Linked DNA regions of Homo sapiens: region 1 is linked to region 2. A link is a contact called in ENCODE Hi-C or POLR2A ChIA-PET data. All regions are on one chromosome and are shown on one strand. The core of a region is the stretch at or near the end of the contact, and the rest is flanking DNA. Distances in the headings are between cores, read along the strand shown. Region 1 has its middle 74 kb from the start of SNTN. Region 2 holds the start of C3orf49 (chromosome 3 open reading frame 49).

Region 1 (6,130 bases), core at 2,980-5,479, 93 kb after region 2:
CATTCAAGCCTAACCCACAGCAAAATCTCCAGGCAACCTGCAGATACATGAGCCCAGCCAAGATGAACAGAACTGCCCAACTCAGGCCATCCTAGATCACCTATCCTTTAGCTGGCCCACAGACAAGTGAACTACAATAATAAATAATGGCTGTTCAGAGCCACCTCTTTGTTATATAGCAATAGCTAACTTACACCAGGAAAAAAGGTGAGATGATATGTTCCTGCATTTCTCTTTATATTAAAAAAGCACAAAGAAGTATTATTTTAAAAATTGTCCCTAAAGAAAATATTTAAAAGTGGAAAATAGAGATCTGATATAAATTTTATTAAGATAAAGTTATAGAATCTCAAAGTTAAAAGGAATTACTAGACTGTGTTTTACTTAAAGATAGGAGCTGCAACTTACACACAGTTTCATCCCATAATGCTAGGCTCAAGAGAAAGGCTCAACACTTTTCTTTTACATATTTACTGTGTGTAAAGTTTTTATATTTATAAGGAACATGTGATATTTTGCTACTTGCATAGAGTGTATAATGATCAAGTCAAGGTATTTGGAATATCCATCATCTTGAATATTTCTACATGTTGCAAACATTTCAAGTCCTCATCACTACTTTGAAATATATAATACATTGTTGTTAAGTATAGTCACCCTAGTCTGCTATTGAACATTAGAACTTATTACTTCTATCTAACTGTATGTCTGCACCCATTGACCAGCCTCTCTTTATCCCCACTCCCACCCACATACCCTTCCCAGGCTATGGTATACATCATTCTACTTTCTACCTCCATGAAATCAATTGTTTTAGCTCCCACAGATGAGTGAGCACATGTGAAATTTGTCTTTCTGTGTCTGGCTTATTTCACTTAACATATTGACCTCTGGTTCCATCTGTGTTGTGTGTTGCTACAAATGATATGACTTTATTCTTTTTTATGGTGGAATAGTATTCCATTGTATATATGTACTACATTTCCTTTATCAGTTTGTTCGTTGATGGCCACATAGGTTGATTCCATATCTTTGCTATTGGAATAGTCCTGCAATAAACATGTGAGTGCCGGTATCCCCTTGATATATTGTTTTCTTTTCCTTTGGATAAATACCTAGTAGAATTAATAAATAAATTACCTTTGAAATATTGCTAGCCAAATCCTTGTTTGATAGACTGAGATGACTTTCTCCTACAATGTTTTCGGTGTTGATCCTAGGTCTGCTTAAATATCCTCAAGATAGGAAGCTCACTATCTACCAGGCAGCTTTTTTTTTGTTGTGAAGCAAAAGTAATCATTAGAATTATATAATTGAAGCAAAGGGGAAATCTAGTTGACTCTGAAATCTGACCTAGATATTTCAAAAACATTAGGTTTTTCCTCATTAAGAAGGCTCCTTGGACCAGACCAGCATATTTTCACCAGTTGAAAATAAAGCTGCTATGGACCGAGACATATGCATAATGGCTTCCATGAAGTATTGTTACATGATATTTCATCCAGCTCCAAAATTATACTCCTTCATCTATAATAAATGATTTACTTTCAGTTGGAAAAAGCAAAATGATCCCTTTTGGATCAAAATTATCAAGGAATGTAATTAACAACATCTCATTTTGTTAGCTCATCATCTAAACTCTCTGTGGATCGCTTTAAATAGGAAAAATTGGCAGTTTTATTGTGTTCTTGATATATTGCACACATTGTTCCTAGTGCACCTGACTGTAGGGCCAGTCTAGATGTCCCATTGGACCTAAAACAGGTTTAGTTTGCGTTTATTGTAGTGAATAATAACATTAGGTTTACACAGTTCTTTATTTAACATTATGCAGTATCTTCAAAGGCACCAACCTACCTGATTGCAGGTAATGCTTGTGGATAAAGACTATCAATTTAACTTTTTTTAAAAAAAAATCCCTCTTCTTATTTTAATTAAAAAATCAACATGGAACACAGTAATAAATTTATTTAAAATGATTAGCATAACATCTAACCAATAGTGTTTGAAAAGTCATTAATTATATTTATTATAATAACCCAAGTCACTAGTACTATTCTTGTTATTAGCTGTGTGAGCTGTCTAGCTCCTCACACAAAACACTGCATCTTCAAATGATTGCCTACTAGAAAAGGAAATAATTCTCTCTTTCTCAACAGTTTTGGACCATGTTAATCTAATCCACAAAAATAACGTAAGTATGGCAAAACCCTCTTCTTACTTACCTTCCGAAGTCAAAGCTAGTGGTGTGGATGCTTAGCAGAGAAGGTTAGGTCGACTCTTAAAGGCCACTTATTATAATACTAGGCTTTTCTAGTTAGGGCTGCAGAGACTGAAGAAGCCCATGGGGCTGAGGGCACAAATTTAATGAATTGGGTAAAAGCCAAATTCTTCACATAGTGGGTGTGTAATAAGTGACATGGAATAAACAAAGGAAGGGTAAGCAATTTATCATGAGAAACCAAAGGAACACTTCCATTTTCAATCCAGCCCAATAGATAGACAGTTAACTAGATGGCAGGCAGGTTCCATTTCTCATTGGCATACCTGCTTTTTGGTTTTCTTCCAGACCCAGTTGATTTTCAGGTACCACCATGATATTGCAATTATAGGTCTTACTCATTGGCCCCTGTTTCTAATGTAGGGTTGCCAAATACCTAGCACAGATGCTGCTGTTCTGCACATGGACCATGGCAGGCATTGCTAATGGGCTGTAGCATGCCTATTTGCTGAGTATGGATGCACCCTGTGGTATATATGTGAAGGTGTGAAATCCAGATTCCCTTTCAAGGAAGGCCTTGATGTCCAGCTGTAGGGAGTGTGGTTAGCAGCCATTCCAGATGTCAGCAACTTTAAGTTTAGCCTCAGCTACAGTGCACTCCCTGACTGAAAGTCATGCCTCTCCTGGAACAGCATTCACCTAGTGACTGAGCCAGGTGGCTGCTAGGTGAGGGGGTTTATAAAGACCCAGCTCTTCCTTCTAATGGGAAATACCAGTACCAGCTCCAGAGCTCTTCTCCAGGGTGGCCGCGGTTTTGTCAGACTTGAATTGTGTTTGTCTTCTCCCTCTGCCAAAACTTCTCCCTTTGCAACCATTGATCCCTAATAAACATCTCCTACCTCAAACACCATCTCAAGATCTGCTTCCAGAGAACCAATCCTAGAAGTCACTACCAACAGATTGGAGCTGGCTTGCAGAAGGAAGCTCACTTTGCCTGCCTGTCCTAAGGCGAGGGTTCACTGATAGGTGATACACTGATACAAGATACTAAGAACATTCAGAGAATTCCTTTTGGCCTGTTGGCCAATGGGGGGAATACAGCCAGATACCAGTGATATGGCTCACTTTAGCAAAAAAAAAAGTAGGCCTTCTTTCAAAGCATCGAAGAATTTCTTTCATTGTCGAATATACAGTTTCTCAACCTTGGCACTATTAACATTGGCCTGACTGTTGTAGTGGGCTGTCCTGTGCCTTGTAGGAGGCTTAGCAGCATCCCCGGACTCTACCCACCAGCTGCCAGTAGCACCCACTTCCCACCAGTTGTGACAACCAAAATTGTCTTCAGGCATTGCCGAAAGTCTCTTGAAAAGCAAAGTCTACCTGGTTGATAACCACTGGTCTAAGAGTTCTGCCTGCAGTAGCAGCCTCTTGGTAAAGTAATCTAAACCCTTAGAATGTTTGTTTGTTTGTTTCTTTTTTTGAGACGGAGTTTCTCTCTTGTTACCCAGGCTGGAGTGCAATGGCGCCATCTTGGCTTACAGCAACCTCCGCCTCCCGGGTTCAAGCAATTCTCCTGCCTCAGCCTCCCGAGTAGCTGGGATTACAGGCATGTGCCACCATGCCCGGCTAATTCTGTAGTTTTAGTAGAGACAAGGTTTCTCCATGTTGGTCAGGCTGGTCTTGAACTCCCGACCTCAGGTGATCTGCCCACCTCAGCCTCCCAAAGTGCTGGGATTACAGGCGTGAGCCACTGCACCTGGCAACCCTTAGAATGTTTTGAAATGCTACTTGGCAGGCTTAGATCCTGATCTGAACTCTTATCTCAAGAAAGTGGGAAATGGCTACTTGAATTAATCATCACCAAAACAGAAGAAGGTCAATTACCTGTTTAACACCTTCTTTGGCAACCTACCCCAAAACCTGTTTCCTAGTTAAGGATGTTGAATTTCTAACAAGGCTGCTGGCAGCTGTGCCAAATCTCAGGCTAGCTCTCCGACTCCCATATCTCCATCCTGGGGAAGGCCCCCTCACCCCCAGTGGCTTGCAGGTGGGTGGCGGTTTCTGTTTACACATTGCAGGAGGCTACATTCCTCATGCTGTTGATAGCACTGAGGGCAGCAGATTTTCTGTCCTTGGGACTATGTGAGCTTGAAAGGGCCAAAGTCATTTACTGAAAAGCTAAAGAAATAATGGGTTTCATGGGCACTTCCCAAAATAATTAGCACTTAAAGACTGTTGGAATGTTTGGGATCATATATGAGTGTATGTATGTGTGCACAGGCTTATTTAAATATTCAGTCATTACTTTTCTGTACAAGTAATACATACCTACTGAAGAAAATTCAAAACTATGAGTGAACTAAGAGCAGAAAAATTAAAAATCATGCATAATTTTACCATCTAATGATAAATATAATTTATATTTTGAAAAGCAATCTTCTGAATTACTTTCCTTTAATATAAATATATGAAATATGCATTTTATGATGAAAGTAGGATCATATTGTGATATTGTTTTGCAACTCTCTTTGTTCTACTTATAAGTTTAGGCTGAGCCTATATTTTTTGCATCTCTACATTCTTTTTTGATGGGGGGTGATTGCTGTGCCTTCATTTACAATGAAACCTTCTGAAGGAGGGAGATTTTTCTTATGACTAACCCCACTCTGATTTTCAGAGGGGGTAAATCAAGGCTAGGAATGTGAAGTATGCTGACCACATTTCTGGCTGCCTCACCAGCACCCACACACCCAACACCGCTCCTCACACCCTCGCAATCCTGGGGAGGGAGGGCTAATGCTGACTCACTTAGCTCTGCCTAGAATCCTGAATCCTGAAGGAAATCACCACTGATAATATAATAGCTGTACAGGAGCTTCAAAACAGCATCCGCAGTAGTCAGCACAGAGCCTGTTAATGCCATTACATAATACCTATCAATTGATAGGATTTACAAGGTAATAGAATGACAACTTTTCTCATAAAACCAAACTTTTCCTATCTTTCAAGGTAAAGCTTTTAATAAATGTGCTTTGGGCTGAACTTTGAGAGCCTGTTTGCATCAAGAATGGCAGATTGACCTGTGAGATTGTTGCAAAGAGTTTCCATGAGGCACAGGGGCGATACAGTTCCTTTTCACAGTTGGCAGTTGGGAGCTAGAATTGCTTTAGCATTAATTATTCCTGTGACCTTGGGCCAATCACTTCCTCTCTCTGTACCTCCATTTCTTCCTCAGTACAAATATTCTTCAAAAAAGCGAAAAAAAAAAAAAAAACCACCCCAAAGCGAGTACTTATCTGGCTCTTTCTCTGAGCAAAACAGTCTGGTGCTGGAGACTCAGCAGTAAGATAGATGTGCTGTGTGTCTTCAGGGAGTTAAGTGTCCACAGCTGGGCTGTCCATTACGAAGCCATTGGCTGCGTGACAGTACCGAGCCTTGAAATGGGGTTGGTCCAAATTTTATTGCGCTGTAAAGTGTAAAATACACACTGGATCTTTAAAACTTAGTGTGAAAAAAATGTAAAATATACCTTTAATAGTTTTTTAATATTGATGACACATTGAAATGGCAACATTTTAGATATTGGGTTAAATAAAGTAAATGATAAAAATGAATTTCATCGGCTTCCATTCATTTTTTAAAAAATGTGACCATGAGGACATTTAAAATTACATTTATGGCTCACATGACAGTTCTATCGGGCAGTGCTGGTCTAAAGGGGAGACACAAGGAATACAACATAGGCATCCAAGTGCTTGGTTCCAATGGTGCTAAGTGCTGTGAAGTACAGGGTGCAGTGGAGGTAGTCAGGAGAAGCATGGGACCTCCTCCCAGGGGTTCCTCAAAGATGAGAGAGTGAGCCAGGTAAAGAGAAAGCTAAGGGTAGGAGGGGAGGGACCTTCCTGACAA
Region 2 (6,296 bases), core at 1,788-4,287:
TAAAATTTTAATGTTGAGATCATTATAGTTTCACATGCAATTGTAAGAAATACAGGGAGGGGGCCAGGCGCGGTGGCTTACGCCTGTAATCCCAGCACTTTGGGAGGCCGAAGCAGGCGGATCACGAGGTCAGGAGATCGAGACCATCCTGGCTAACACGGTGAAACCCTGTCTCTACTAAAAACACAAAACATTAGTTAGGCGTGGTGGCGGGCGCCTGTAGTCCCAGCTACTTGGGAGGCTGAGGCAGGAGAATGTTGTGAACCCGGGAGGCAGAGCTTGCAGTGAGCCGAGATCGCGCCACTGCAATCCAGCCTGGGCGACAGAGCGAGACTCTGTCTCAAAAAAACAAAAAAAAAAGAAAGAAATACAGGGAGATTCTGTGTGCTCTTTACCTAGTTTCCCCAAATGATGACATCTTGCAAAACTATATTTTCACAACCAGCATATTGACACTGAAACAGTCAGAATACAGAACATTTCCAGTAACACCAGGATCCCTCATGTTTTATAGCCACATCCACTATCCACTGGTCCCCCCTTTCTTAAACCGGCATCTACGAATCTGTCTTCTGTTTGCGTAATTCTCGTCCTTTCAAGAATGTTATGTAAATGGAAATATACATCATGTAATTTTTTGAGATATGCTTTTTTTCACTCAGCATAATTCTTTGGGCATTCATCCAGATTTTGTGTATTAATTGTTCATATCTTTTTATTGCTGAGTAATAGTCCATGATGTGAATGTACCACACTTTGTTTAACTATTCACTGATTGAAGGATACTTGGGTTGTTTCCAGTTTGGGGCTATTATGAATAAAGCTGCTATAAACATTTATCTATAGGTTTTGTATGAACATAAGTTTTCATTTCTCTGGGTGAAATCCCAGGTTTTATATTATGCTATTACGTTGTATTAAATATATAACATATATTTCTAATATGGATTAAAACAAATTTATAACCATTAACAATGTTCTTCATATATTACCTAAAATATCTCATGTACCATCAGTAGCATATGTACTACTCTCCAGGAAAACACTGTTCTAAACAGAACCCAAATCATTCAGCCTTTTTCTGTAATTATATATGGGAAGTGGTTCAGTGACAGCCTAGACACTGGAGTTGAATGGTATTGGTTTAACTCAGGACAATTCCTAACTCTGTGACCTTGGGCATGTCATGTAACCTCTATAAGCTTTGGTCTTCTCATTTGAAAATGGGCATAATCTTTTCAGAATTATGAAAATAAAAGGAAATAATTCATGTGTTTGGAACCTTAAAAAGCATTCCATAAATGATACTTTTTATTACCATGTGGATCAGAACAGTGGGGAAAAGCCATTAACTTATGGGGAAAATCCATTAACTTAAAAGGCAAGCAGGGAGCCCACACTAGAGGGCAAAATAAGGGAGAAGCTAGCAGCCTCCCTTCTGGGACCAAGGGCAGGGTTCTGCAAAATGTACATATATGACTTCTAGGGGGTGCTATTCAATTTCATCCTTAGACTTGTGTATAGTTATTATAATGATTTTCTGGCAGATGGCAGTAAAATGTCCTGAGGAGGGAGCACCATTTCCTAATTCACCCAGAGATAACTTATGGGTAGGATTAATCTCCCGTAGACCCCTCTGAGACTCCTTTAATAATAATTTAATTTTTAAGTGATTCTACTACTATAAACATGTACACACATACACATACTGTGACACAGAACAATGCAAATACAGTTTCAGGAGATTCAGGAATTTTGAAGACCACCCATGTTAAAAGCCCAGTTCTAAGTGGTCTCAGAATCTCTAGAAGGTGTTTCCCATTCCCATCCTCCCCACTCTCATCCCCAATCTATCTAGAACATAATTAACAAAGGTGATTTAGCTCCAGAGCCTAGGAACACACTGCTGCAATTTCTGATATGAGCAGAACCCTCCCCTTCTTAAGTTTTTAAATATTTTTGTGTTGGTACTGAATTTATTTGGTTGTATTGCTTCCCCCGGAGTGCCTACTTTTCATTGAAAGTGGAAATCTCTGCAGTATTTTATTTTGTCCATGGAAGTTCACAAGCTTGGTCTTTGATGCTTCCAGGACTCATTAAAACACCTCACTTCTACATGTCTGAACTATAGCCCATGGACCTGGTAAGAGAGAAGCCCAAAGAAATTGGAAAATAAATCACCACACTGACTTTCCAAATTAAAATATATTATATTTTGGATGTTTCATACCTGTCTATATGGTTTTGTCATTGGCAAAAAAATAGCAAGTCTAAGGCAGTTTTAACGTTACATTAAACAATGTGTCCATAGTGAAATGTGATTAGTACATATTTCAGCAGCCCAAATTGCTGGGATAGGAGAAAGAAAGCACTGATCGTGGACCTATTTCGAAGAATGCACTAATGACTTTTCAAAATAATAGTATTTTCACGGGATGTGAGATGTCCAAAATTCTGATGCTGAAATATCAACATAGGATCAGAACTTATTTTAGTCTCCTATGCCACATTGAAACTTAATTTCGAGTGGAAAGGAAAGGTTTTCCCTGTTACAATTAAGATGTTTCTGATCATAAAATGAAGCTTACATTGTCACACTAGATTTCTTGATCCAACGCAGTACCCTCCCCGCCAATCCATCCAGAGTCCTCATTCCTAAATGCAATGCTTAAAAGGACATGCCACTATGCCAAACCCAAAGACTCTCATTTGACAGAAAAGGAAATGAATCTCTGTTACCTTTCTATCCCCTTCCTTTTGAATGAGCCATTTTTCTTCTTGAGTTGCTGGAATCTTCGGCACTGTCCAACTTTTCTGTAGGCAATCTTAAAGGGTTCTGGTAGATACAGCTGAGGTTGGGCCATTGCTCTCAACTTCACCTGTAGTAGCCGTTTTGGATTGTTTTAGTTCTTGAACTTACAGACTTCAATACAAAATCATCCAGTGACTGAATGTACTGTCAAGGTGTGGGCTATTCGGAATAAAATATGTAGGAAATTTTTAGAGTCTTTCCCTTATTCCCTTCCAGGTGTTAGAGACATTATTTGTGGGACTGGCCCTGTTTACAACTTCACAGAGGTCACCAGTGATGTATTTGACAGAGCTGTGTGAAATTCCATGGACCTTTGTGGAACACTTCACAGATTCTTGAACAAGGCAAATACAGAAATGATGATCTGATTGCCTCAATGCTGGCATTTGGATAGAAAAAAAAAATCAAACAACAACAACAACAACAAAAAACACCCACACACTAATTGACCACCACATTCAGAAGTGCGTATTTGAACTCTGAAGTGGTAGGGACCTATAGGAATACCAACGATACGCTGATTAACACAAGTTGAGCTTCTGTTAGATCTCTCAGTTACAGCTGGTGAATGTTCTCTGTGTCCTGTGGGACACATATGACAAGGCCAGTTGTTGTTTGGACATCTCAAAATGTACCCCAAGGGTGGTTTTCATTACATCTTGGAATTTTGCAGTGGTCTCTCAAAGTACATTGCTAAATTGAGGACCTGATCCACCCCTCCCTTCCAACATTGCCCCATTTATTTCGTGGTGAAGAGCGAATTCTGCCTGTGATGGAACTTCTCACCACAAGGTGGCAGCAGACACTAGGATTTATTCCTGTTACCCTCTCGCGGTTTGAGTTGTTCAGTCAAATAACTAGATGCTTAACAAGAAAAACTCCTCTAGAAAGGTTCTGGGAGTTACAAGAATTACTCTGCTTTCTGTGTTTGCATTAATCAATAATCTGGAGCATACTTCTCAAGCTTTCAAGTGCACACAAACTTCCTGGAGGTCTTTTTAAGATGCAGATTTCGATACAGTACATCTGGGCTGGGATCCAAGAATTTGCACTCCTAACAAACCCGCAGGTGACGCTGATGATGCCAGACTGCACTTGGAGTAGTGAGGGTCTTGTATGTTTCAGTACTGGGGAAAAGAGCTTTAAAATGGTCTAGAATGAAGTGTATAATGTTAAGGGGCTAAGAGAGTGGATTTGGGAATTATGCATGAGTTCTCATTTCTAGCTTAGCTATGTGACCTTGGCCAATTCATTTTAACCCACCCATGCTTGTTTTCTCATCCCTAAAGTGGGACAACTCATAGTGCCCAAGCCATAGTTTTATGGCAAAATTCAAGTGAAATAGAAATTCCGCTTCAGCAGGGAATGAGACCCAGGAATCCATATTCTAGGAGAGTGGGTGCAGATGTTCCTCTGTCCCTTATTTGAGAAACGCTGAAGTAGAGCATATCTAATATGCCTTGGCCAAATGGACATATGCTCCTCCCTGGTCTGTTTTTCCTCATCTGTTGGCATCCTCAGAGCACAATAAATAATAGGTGCTTGAATAAATGAATACATGAATATTTTCTTTAGCAACAGGGCAATATTTTTCATGCAATTATTGGCACTCCTGCCTTAATTCTGTTGTATTTCATCAATTATCTAGATGAATGAGATGAATTTTATGCTAGGAAAGACAGCTGTTTTTTATTTGTGCATGGGTGTCTATGTACATGTCTCTGTGTGTGCATGTCTGCATGTATGTGTGTATGTAATAGGCTGAAACACTTGCTGCTGTGGCATCTGTGACAAAACTTGTAGGTTCCCAAAGGAGTCCTGAAGCAGATGACAGAACTAGAAGGAGTGGGAAGGGGGTGGGGAAAGAGTTAGAGTATAGAGAGACATCAATTTTGAGCTGTGTCTGGATTTACATTCTAGATCTACCCCTTCCAAGCTTATGGGTCCTTGGGCGGGTAACGAAAACCTCTTTGGACCTTCATTTTCTCGTTCGTAAAACAGGAGTAATAACTGCTACCTCCCAAGCTTCTTTGAGTCATTCAGTTATTTAACAAATATTTGAATGCCTAGTGGTTCCCAGGCACCACCCTAGACACCACCCTAGACACCAGGGATACTGCAGTGAACAACATACACAAAATCTCTGAACTCATATAACTTAATATGCTGTGGGAGATGCAGGTAACAAGGAAATGAACATTTTAATTTCAGCTGGTAGTAAATGTTATGAAAAAAGTAAAAGAGGATGATGGGATAGAGTGACTGAGGATGAGGAGTGACTTTAGATGGAGCGTTAGGAAAGCCTGTCCAATGAGGTCATTGGTCCTGAATGCTGAACGGGGAAAAGAGCCAATCGTGTGAAAATTTGTGTGACCCAGGCAGATGAAACAGCATGTGCCAAAGCCCGGAGGTGGAAGAAGCCCAGTGTCTTTGAAAATGTGGAAGAAAGCGGTCAGGTGCGATGGCTCACGCCTGTAATCCCAGCACTTTGGGAGGCCGAGGTGGGTGGATCACGAGAGCAGGAGATCGAGAACATCCTGCCTAACGTGGTGAAACCCCCATCTCTACTAAAAATACAAAAAAATTAGCCGGGCGTGGTAACGGGTGCCTGTAGTCCCAGCTACTCAGGAGGTTGAGGCAGGAGAATGGCGTGAACACGGGAGGCAGAGCTTGCAGTGAGCCGAGATCGCGCCACTGCACTCCAGCCTGGGCGACAGAGCAAGATTCTGTCTCACAAAAAAAAAAAAAAAAAAAGAAAAGAAAAGAAAATGTGGAAGAAAGCTAGGGTGGCTGGAGCAAAGAGGTAGATGTGTGTGATAAGCTGGAGGGAGGACCAAATCTCTTGAGTCCTATAGATCAAATTAAAGGTTTTGGTCTTGATCTTCAGAGCAATGGGGAGTTGTTGAGGTTTTTTTGGTTTGTTTGTTGTTGTTGTTGTTGTTTAAACAGCATCTTACTCTGTCACCCAGGCTGGAGTGCAGTGGCACCACGCTCACTGCAACCTCTACCTTCTGGGTTCAAGCGATTCTTGTGCCTCCTGAGTAGCTGGGGTTACAGGCACGTGCCACCACGCCCAGCTAATTTTTTGTATTTTTAGTAGAGACGAGGTTTCACCGTGTTGCTCAGGCTGGTCTGGAACTCCTGAGCTCAGGTGATCCACCTGCCTCAGCCTCCCAAAGTGCTGGGATTACAGCCTTACTGAGGGTTTTTAGGGAACTTGTTCATATATTTATTCAGGGAAATGGAATTCAGTTGTGAAGAAAATGACTAAAATCCTTGCCCAGGAATTACAATTCTAGTGGAGGACACAGACACCAATATGTTAACCAATAGAAAATTGTTTCAGGTACTGACAAAGTATGCTATGAGACAAATAGAAAAAAAAAAACAAAATCAACAAAGAAAAAAGAATTAAAAATAAATAAATAAAAAGAAAAACAGGCCAGGCATGGTGGCTCATGCCTGTAATCCCGGCACTTTGAGA

The links. A loop is a pair of places that touch in the nucleus more often than their neighbours do. ChIA-PET counts read pairs that join two places held with the same protein, here RNA polymerase II (POLR2A). Pooled maps may share reads with other maps.
Region 1: a loop to region 2 is called in a pooled map, with 7 times the contacts of the local background. The contact joins the enhancer-like site here to the promoter of C3orf49 in region 2. A Hi-C loop is called at or near these places in 1 of 50 pooled maps. POLR2A ChIA-PET finds 5 or more read pairs at or near these places in 2 of 52 experiments (H1 and OCI-LY7).

What each region holds. Positions count from the first base shown.
Region 1 is chr3:63,724,035-63,730,164 of GRCh38, reverse strand. No RefSeq gene overlaps it. Among named protein-coding and RNA genes, the nearest start is that of SNTN, 74 kb to the right of the region's middle. Within about 2 kb of position 4,229, at least 3 of the 41 ENCODE cell types and tissues checked have a DNase peak (open chromatin) inside an H3K27ac peak, as active enhancers do.
Region 2 is chr3:63,816,040-63,822,335 of GRCh38, reverse strand. C3orf49 (chromosome 3 open reading frame 49) reads right to left here and starts at 3,037. Exons shown (of 7, transcript NM_001355236.2): 1 at 2,740-3,037. The coding sequence starts at 2,864. RefSeq lists a silencer at 3,571-3,690.